Linked DNA regions of Mus musculus: region 1 is linked to region 2. A link is a loop called in an ENCODE intact Hi-C map of the cell type or tissue named here. Cell type or tissue: heart. All regions are shown on one strand. Links, peaks and the distances in the headings refer to the core of each region. The heading gives the core; the rest is flanking DNA. Region 1 holds the start of Gm52811 (a long non-coding RNA gene). Region 2 overlaps Sorcs2 (sortilin-related VPS10 domain containing receptor 2).

What was found. A loop is a pair of places that touch in the nucleus more often than their neighbours do. Peaks named below come from ENCODE experiments on the same cell type or tissue, not always from the same donor. Only the 100,000 strongest peaks of a DNase experiment are listed, where the experiment ranks them.
Region 1: a loop joins it to region 2, with 2.2 times the contacts of the local background. A loop is called at or near these places in 5 of 42 quality-filtered maps.

What each region holds. Positions count from the first base shown.
Region 1 is chr5:36,082,455-36,086,845 of GRCm38, forward strand. The region is part of intron 3 of Sorcs2 (sortilin-related VPS10 domain containing receptor 2); the gene reads right to left. Gm52811 (a long non-coding RNA gene) reads left to right here and starts at 2,529. Exons shown (of 3, transcript XR_003955892.1): 1 at 2,529-2,716; 2 at 2,819-3,050. In heart, for the core only: no CTCF peak of the experiment used is centred there; DNase peaks (open chromatin) are centred at 1,817 and 3,412; H3K27ac peaks cover 2,257 bases.
Region 2 is chr5:36,128,810-36,133,200 of GRCm38, forward strand. All of the region lies in intron 3 of Sorcs2 (sortilin-related VPS10 domain containing receptor 2), which reads right to left. Among named protein-coding and RNA genes, the nearest start is that of Gm52810, 15 kb to the right of the region's middle. In heart, for the core only: no CTCF peak of the experiment used is centred there; DNase peaks (open chromatin) are centred at 1,082 and 1,772; H3K27ac peaks cover 360 bases.

The DNA.
Region 1 (4,391 bases), core at 279-4,278, 46 kb before region 2:
CCTGTCTGACGACATTTTAGGTTCCTCCCTGTGCTTTGACGATGTGGCAGTGGATAGGCACACAGATTGGTTCCTGCCGGTGTCCCTCCTGGGAGGCTCAGATGCTGAGTTTCCTACATCAGCCTGTGAGCTAGCAAAAACCACTGCAATGGTATTTGCTAGAAGATCCCAGAGAGAGGCACTGTCTTCAGGACACTGTGGTGCCTGTGTCCTGGCTGGCGGGTGACCCTCAGGCCCCTCTGCTGTGACTTGCTCTGCTGTCCTCTTTGTAGTGGGATCGTATCCTGCCTAGGTAGGGATGGAATTCTGCACAGAACAGGCCTCTCCCCCCCTGCTATTTACTTAATCATTCAGTTCTATCACCAGGGGATCATGAATATTTATTTTACACTTTGCATTGTAATTCATAAACTGTCTTGCTCAGAGCACCCAGCTGTAGCTCCCAGGACCTTTCTGTTCCTTTGTCCTTTCTTAGATCGTCCCAACTGTGTGTTGATTCCTGGACAAAAAGAGAAAAGACACAAGCCACCCAGACATCCTGTTTGGCTCACCTGTCCACTTGACATCCCTTTCTCCACCCCAGGCCTGAGATGCACGCCAATTGGTTTGGCCAATTCTGTGCCTAGAACCCACATGCTTCTCATTAAGGCTCTTTCCCATGATGCACGTGGCACTGCAACTGCTTGCTCTGGGCCTCCTGGTTGAACTTCACACTCTGAGCAACTCCTATTTTGTACCTCTGGTGACCATGGGCTCAGGGGTGGGTGGGCTTGGCAATTGGTCCATCCTGGGTGCATTGGGAATAGAATGTATGTATGAATGAGGGGATGTTGGCCCCACCTCCACCTGGACTCCCATGGGATCCTGCTTGTTTCTCTCTTTGGGAGAGCATTCTCATGAATATTCAAGTAGCCTAGAGGCCAACAGCCAGAGAGTCCCATTCACCTCCTCCTCCACACTGCTCCCGTTGCACGAATTAGTAAAGGTTCATTCGTTCACTTATTCACTCTTCTATGGTTGCTGAACCAGAGCGGGAAGGGGGCCTTCGCTGAGGAGGGGCACACAGGTAGCTATGCCTTGAATGGGTAGATTTGATTGGCTAACCAGGGTAGTGATGTGATGGACAGGGTTTCTAAGAGCGGGGTCTCTGGCCCAGCTCCCCTCTCCACCCCAGGCTGCTATCAGCCACCTCAACTATGTTTCTGTGGTAGACTGAGCCATTAGGCATCTTGCCTTTCTGGGTGTGTGCTGCTCCCTACATGGATGCAGAGGAAGATGGAGATAGCCCGACTCAGCCCCTGATGGATGCAGAGGAGGACGGAGATAGCCCAACTCAGCCTCTGGTGACTGAGACACTGGCCTTGAGCTTCCACCACGATTTGGGACCACATATCAAACCGAAATAGCTCTCTTCATACGTTCTGAGTGCAAACTCCCAGACAACAAAGCCCTACCTGCAGATGAACCCACACCAGTCAACCTGTGGGTAGGTAGGGTCAGGGCCTTCTTCTTACACCTGCTTATCAAACAGCTTCCTGTGCACAGAGGCTCTCTCTCCAGGAGACCCTCCCTGGTACAGAGTCAGTGCAGGTCCTTGGCCCGCATCCAGAATGGCCTGCACCGAGAGCCTTGTGGCTGTTTACGCTCTCTAGGGACATCTCCCCACAGCCTGGCAAAGCTGGGTCTATCTGCTCTAGCCATAACCCAGCCTAGACAACTCCAACTAACACGGAGTCAGTGCTGTGATTTCATTACTGATTAAGAGCTCTGGGCTTCGGCCACCATACCCTGAGGTGGGTCCAGGCCTCTGTCTAGGTGACCCTAAGGTGAATGCCAAGAACCCAGCAAGCTCACTGAGGTCTATTTTCAGCCTTAGACCTGGGAGAGTGAGCCAAGGAAAAAAGAAAGTGCTGACAAGGATGAGAGTTCCTGGGGCAAAAAGCAAATCAATTAGCAGCTCGTGGGCGGAGGCGGGCAGATTGCACTTCCAAATTGAGAGGCAGACTCTATTTTCAGTGGGGGTATTTTTACTACTTACTATTTTGGGGGAGACATATGGTACCTGAGCTAGGTCCTGGGGGCCTGTGAGGCTAGGCTTCCTGAAATCAGAGGTAACATGTTGAAACATGCTGTAGAAATATCTGACACATTCATTTGACTGATGGCTGGGCCTGAGCCCTAGGAAGGACTAGTAAGCTACAGGGCCCAGCACAGGGTCAGAGCTATGGGGCAGGAAATGGACTGAGGAGCACACACAACATACCTACCAAGGAACTGTGATTGCCTTCATTTCTCCAAGGCGATGCTGAGGCCAGAGAGGCCAAGGGCCTGGTGTATGGCTGCACTGACTTCTTGTTCCCCTGTACCACTCAACTAAAGCCAATGCCAATGCCAAGGGCATGGTTGCATCTGGAAGGCAACTAGCAAGCACCAGGGGTCTTGATACAGCAGAAGATTCTACAAAGGCCTTTCTCCCTACCCCGATGGCCAGATATGGCTTCCAGAAGTCTACAAGCCACCAAACACTGGGGATGGATTTCTGACCTTTCTCTACCCTGGTCACTGTCAGTGCACATGTGTCCTGAGCTCCTCTTGCAGCAAACCCCTCCTCCAAGGTACCTCTGTTCTCAAGGCCCGCAGAGACCAAGAGAGGACCTCTGTGTTCTGGAGCACAGGCCATGAGTGCTCCAGCTGCCCTGCTGCAGCAGACAGAAAGGTCAGTGCAGCCACACACGAAGGGCTTGGGGGCAGCTCCTGGCAGAGGTGGGGCACACTGGGTGGGTCTTGTGCTCCATCCTTGTTCCCTTGGTCATATCAGGAATACTGACTGCTTCGAGGTCTACATGTCTTCATCTGGCCTCCAGATTTAGTCCCGTCTCCTTCCTGTCTGCGGTGGTCCATGGGATACTAGTTTGAACCTCCTAGTTTGATATGCCTGTGACTGCTCCCCTCCAAGGCTTCCTGTGGCTTCCCTGCCCACCAGGTGCTGGATGTCACTTCCCTGTGGTCCACTTTCTGCCATGAAGCTTTCAGCCCATCTCTTCCAAAAGGTAATGTTAAACTCCTAACCTGCCCTAGTAACACACATCAGACTTCAGTCACTTACAGAAAACAGAAGAAAGTAAATGCCATCTTTGCTTGCCAGAGCCCTGTCTGGCAGCCCCATGGACCTTCCTTCCTGTCTCTCTATTATGTATACATGTATGATTGTGTATGTATGCTTACACACTCGTGTGTTGGGGGTTCTGCCAGCCTAAGCCTCAAGACTAGTATCACCTGTTTGCTGAGCCCTCCACCCCCACATGTTCCTGGCCAGCCAGATAGACCCAGCTGGGAATCCAGGAAGCTTGGTTTTGACTGCTGGAGAGGCAGACAGTGGCACCGCCCCCAGATCTGAAATTAGAACCTGCCCGAGTTTCATCTGAACCAGAGTGAGTCATGAGGAATGAGATTTCTCCAGCCCAATGCCTTTTCTTATGCCCCAAGACTTGCAGATGGGGGCTTGGCACCCTCCGGTGAGATCTCTGGAGTGGCAGGGGTGGTTATCTGTTTGGCCACCTCTGAGACACAGTGTACCTGAGATGCAGCCTTAGGTACACCAGAGGATGGGGCCTGTGGGAGCCAGGTGGGTTAGCTAAATGAGATTCAGACACAAGCAGCACACTGGAGAGGGTGGATGGGTGCTAACAATGCCTTGCAGTTGGGGTTCAGCCGCTTGGGTAGGGAATGAGTGACATGGACCACACACACTCCGACCTGCTGGCATGGGCAGATTGTAGGTGGTGGTATCATTAGCAGAGATCTGGACATGAGACGGGATGACTGGTTTGAGAAGATGATCAGGGGTCAGTCTGAGCCACTAAGGTTTCTATATCATACCCCGTGGAGAGAGAGAGCCTCAGGGTAAGGCCGGTAGGAAGCTGGTCTGGGGAGAGGACATCTGGGGACTACATGCCCACACCTGGGGCTGGAATTCAGATGTGGCTTGACTTATTTCAGGGAGGGTCATTTGAAATGTGCTTTCTCAGCTGTTTTGGAATGAGATAGTGTGACATGGAGAAGAACTGGCCAGGGTGCCACCCCATCCTCTTACCATCATGACGTACTAGAGCTAACTAAGAGCAGGGTCACTGGTCTCCCATAGATTCTCTGGGTTGGCCCAGGGCCTAAGAGTGTCACCAGCATCCTTCCCAGGACCAGCACAGGGTGAGAGGACAACTGGGAAAATGGACAGCAGTTTCCAGTCTTCTTACCCTCTGCCCTACGACCTTCATTCCAGCCTGTGACAGTCACCATGTGACCATCACCTCAGCCCATCTAGGCCTTCACTCCAGCTGTTCTATCTGCCATGTACAGAAGCCTCTGGTTCCCAGTATTAAAGTCCTTTCCCA
Region 2 (4,391 bases), core at 223-4,222:
CCACCACTCCCATGAATTCCTGAGGATAATACATGCCTGGATGCCAAACTTAAGCACACATGTTTCAGTGGTGTACACTGGGGCACAGGGACTGTGTGCTCGTGACTTGGGTGACACTGGCAAGAAGTACAGACCCTGTGTTGCTCCCTTATTTTGCGGCTACCCCAGCCCAACCAGAAGCACTAGAGGACAGGAGTGTGGGGCTGGCCCCAGATTACAATTTCTTCACAGAGGCGGCTTCACACTATTCTCCTCCCTAAGCTCAGTACATCACATACCAGAAGCCTCCCAGAATGGCAAACAGGCCAGCGAGGCCAGGTCTTGGGGAGTGGATGGGTGGTGAAGTACAGTGAAGGTCCCCTCCCTGATACCTGGTGGCAGAGGGTGGGCTCGGGGGACATTGAGGAGGATTGGCTCTGCAGCAGGGACTCTGATGAGCTCAGCATCTATGCGACAGCGATAGTGGAGGAGACAGAGCTCCTTGGAAAGGAGCTGGAATCTGAGGAGCAATGCCGAGCCGGCAGAAGGGGGACGTTGGAGCAAGATGCAGGGTGAGTGGCTGGGGCCAAGAAGGCACTGAATACAGGTAAGAGGACTCAGGGGGTCAGCTTCTAGACTGATCCCAGCCATTGCTACATTCTCTAGAGCAGTGGTTCTCAACCTGTTGGTTGTGACCTTTCTGGGGGACTCTTTCACAGGGGAGACATATCAGATATTTATATTACAGTCATAACAGTGGTAAAATTACAATGTTGAAGTAGCAACAAAAATAACCATGAAGTTATTATGGTTGGGCATCCCACAACATGAGGAACTGTATTAAAGGGCTGCAGCATTAGGAAGGTTGAGAACCACTGATCTAAGGGTTTCTTTACTCTGGGAAGGCTGAAGGCTGCAGCTCCCAATGCCAAGCTGGTGGTAGTAGCCCCTTCTTGAGCAGCAGATCCTCGGGGTGAGGGGGTGGAAGCATCTGTCATGACATGGATGTGATGAGGTGGCCCCTTCTTGGTGATTCTTGGACACAGTTTCTCTTTCTCCCAAATGCTGTCAGAGATCGAGAAAGCCTGTTGGAGCCAGCTGGCACCCTGGCTCACATCATGTCATCACAACAGGAAAGATGGAGTGAGGACTACATCTTCCCTGTATCCCAGCCCACTCCCTGCTGGGATAGCAGTCATCACACACACACACACACACACACACACACACACACACAGACTGGGTATTTTGACCTGTAACTTTCCTGCAGAAGTTGCAAGGAGACTTTGTTCTTGAATACTCTTTAGAAACCTGAACCGCATCCTAGGACCCTTTGGCTCATCAGCCACAGCTGTTGATGCCAGGGCATCACAGATGCGGGCCTCAACAAGAAACATGAGGTCCATGGGGGATCTGCCAGATGCACCGTCTGTGAGGCAAGCTCTGAGCTACAGTGGCTTCCTGCTTCTGAGACCTACCCCTTCATAGCCCTCTAGCTCATTCTACACAGTCCAGTAATGCTCAAGGCACCTGGAAGGGTTTTGTTTGTTTATTTACTTATTCATTCCTTTGTTTTGTTGTTGCTTTTTGCTTTGGGTGGCTCAGGGGTGTTGAGATGCTAAGAGCATTGTGAGAGCAAGTTGCCCTGACTCTGACGCAGTGTGACACTAAGCATGTCATCTCACATGTGGATCTCGGGTTCTAGCTCTATTTTTTAGTAACAGGGACTGAAGCACTTCAGAGGAATGGCCAATTCTGGACTTGGCAGGCAGTTGACACAGTGAGCCCAGAGCAACGGTGTGGTGCCAGCAAATGCAGAAGTGTGCTCAAAGCCAGAATAAGGCTCATAACGACAGGCATCTGTTCACAGGGACCAAGAGCCAGCTGACAGAGCTCCCCACAGCAAGCGCTAGGGTGATTTAAACAATAAAATAAATAAAGCATTATTGGATTACAGCTGAGGAGGAGATAAATATTCATGAGCCCACCCTCATGTAAACAGCTGATTGAAAGAGTAAATAATGAGGGAGGAGAGATGGGCCTGTCTTTACATCGGCTCTACAGACCCTTCCCCCGCTGCGGGAGCATTACCTACACAGGAACTGTGCAGCTGGACTTCCTAACAGGAAGTGTGGTACCCAAAGGAGTCACATTTATCATGGAGAAACATGGCAGGCACCTGCTCAGGCCAGGGACCAAGGTCAGCATCATCAGAGGAATACCCTGAAGACAATGGCATTTAAGTCATAACAAGTCCTCAGTGAGGGACACTGCAAGACACCCTGGTCCCACACTCGAGGTTATCAAGGGTCAGTCATCAAGAAAGAAAGTCAAAAATCTGGCATGCCCTAGTAAAGCTTTAGAAGACAGAGAGTGGCCACAATGCAGTGCCCACAAATGAAGATAGGCACTCTGGCCAAAGCCAGGGCATCTAACTGAGGCTTCAGTTAATCACAGGAGTCAGGACCAAGTACTTTGAGACACTGGGATAGACACATGACCACTTTCTACACTGCTGTCACTGTTATTCTATAAATATAAAATGGATGTTAAGAGTTAGACCTCTGAAAGAGGCACATGGCAGTCGGGGAAGGAGGCTCAGTGGGGAAAAGCAGTTGCATGAAGACCTAGGTTTGAATCCCTGGTGTCCATATAAAATGTTGGGAGTGGCCACATGCCTGCCATCCCAGCAATAGTTTGGGGTCAGAGAGATAAATGCAATGGGGGCCTGCTGGCCACTACCGTAGGGGGAATGGTAAACGCCAGGTTCAGAGAGAGACCTTCTCTCAAGGAAATTATGGAGGAGGACACCCACCATTCTTCTGGTCCCTACATACCTGAGAGCACACAAGGCCATGCCACAAGCTGACCAGTGAGCTGAGGACCAAAGAGCCTCCTGAGAGTTAGGCTGTGAGTGTCCCTCTCTACTTCCAAGAGACACAATGATATGTGGAAGTACTGAGCTGAGTCACTCCAGCTCTGATCTGTTGGGGGACCACTGCCACGCACTTCCTTTACTTAGCAGGGTGGTGGCAGAGAGGACTGATGTGTGGCTCCCTTTAGAAGCTCAGTTATAGCAGCAAAAACCATCACTGTCCTGGACATATCTCTATTGCCACCAGCTTCATCACAATCCTCCTCATCAGGTCCTTCCAATCACCATCATTATCACATCAGGACCACTGTATCAGCATCCTTACAGTGTAATGTCTCCTCCTGCCTCTTCATCATATCCTCTTGTTTTTCACTTCCCCTCCCCTCCGATCCACTACCCTCCTCTCTCCTCTCCTTTCCCCATCCCTCCTCTCCTATCTTCTCCTCTCCCTGTCTCTCCTCTCTATCCTCCCTTATCTCTAAGACAGGCTTTTAATATGTGACAAAGGCTTGCTAGAACCTGCAAGTCTCTGTCTCCTGAGGGCTACGTTCTTCTGATGAGAGCAATTTGGGGATTTGTTCCTCCCCCTCAGTACATCCAGGGGGGCAGGGATTCAAGTCTCAAGGGTGGACTGTAAAACTGTTTGAAAACAGTTGTTTATTTTTAAAACCGTATCACATTGATCCTCGATCAGAGGAATAATTCAGCTTGAGCCAGCACAGTCTCCATCTCATACAAGAAAAACAACAGGAGGCTGTTTGCCTCCCTCGATGACTTGTGGGAGGGTGGGTTCATCTCCAAACCCTGCTGCCTCTATAGGAGGGAGCCAAGGGCTGTCCTACAGTCATGAAGACTAGGAAGACATGAGCTATTGATACAGGTAATTGGCTCTGTTGATCCCACTGGAAGCAAGCAACAGCCCAGAAGCTGGGCATGTTTCATGTCCAGTATAAAATAAATGTGCATAAGATCCATGGTACCAGAGGTCAACACAAATCTTCCCTCTGTGAGAAGGTGCTGAGAACATGCCTGTTACCAGGGAAAGAAATGCAGGTGGATTGGGTTCAAATCCTGCCAACATACTCCCTAGGCCATCAGCTCAGACAAGCCCTATGATACTGAGCCTGGTTTCCCAACAGGCATGTGAGAAGCTGCCACCCAGGACTGCTAGCCCATCAGCACTGTGTCCAGTCCTCTGGAATATGACCTTATGTGGATAGAGCTCTATGGGGTGACTGTAAAAATGAGGTTATAAGCATGGACCCCAAACCAGTGCATAAGAAAGAGATTTAGGCATAACATGTAGAAGATAGTGTCTTATGCCCATGAAGTCATTCAGTGGCCAGCACCCGCCAGGAGCAGGGGACAGGAAAAGCTGGGACCTGACCAGGAGGTCTCTTCCTGAGCATCAAAGGGTCATAGGTCAAGAAGGGTCATGGGTCAAGGAGGAGGTAGGATAAGCTTCACTGTAGAATGACCTCAGCTGTGACTGTAGATGATGTGGATAACCTCACAGCCCATGGAGGACCCACACAGT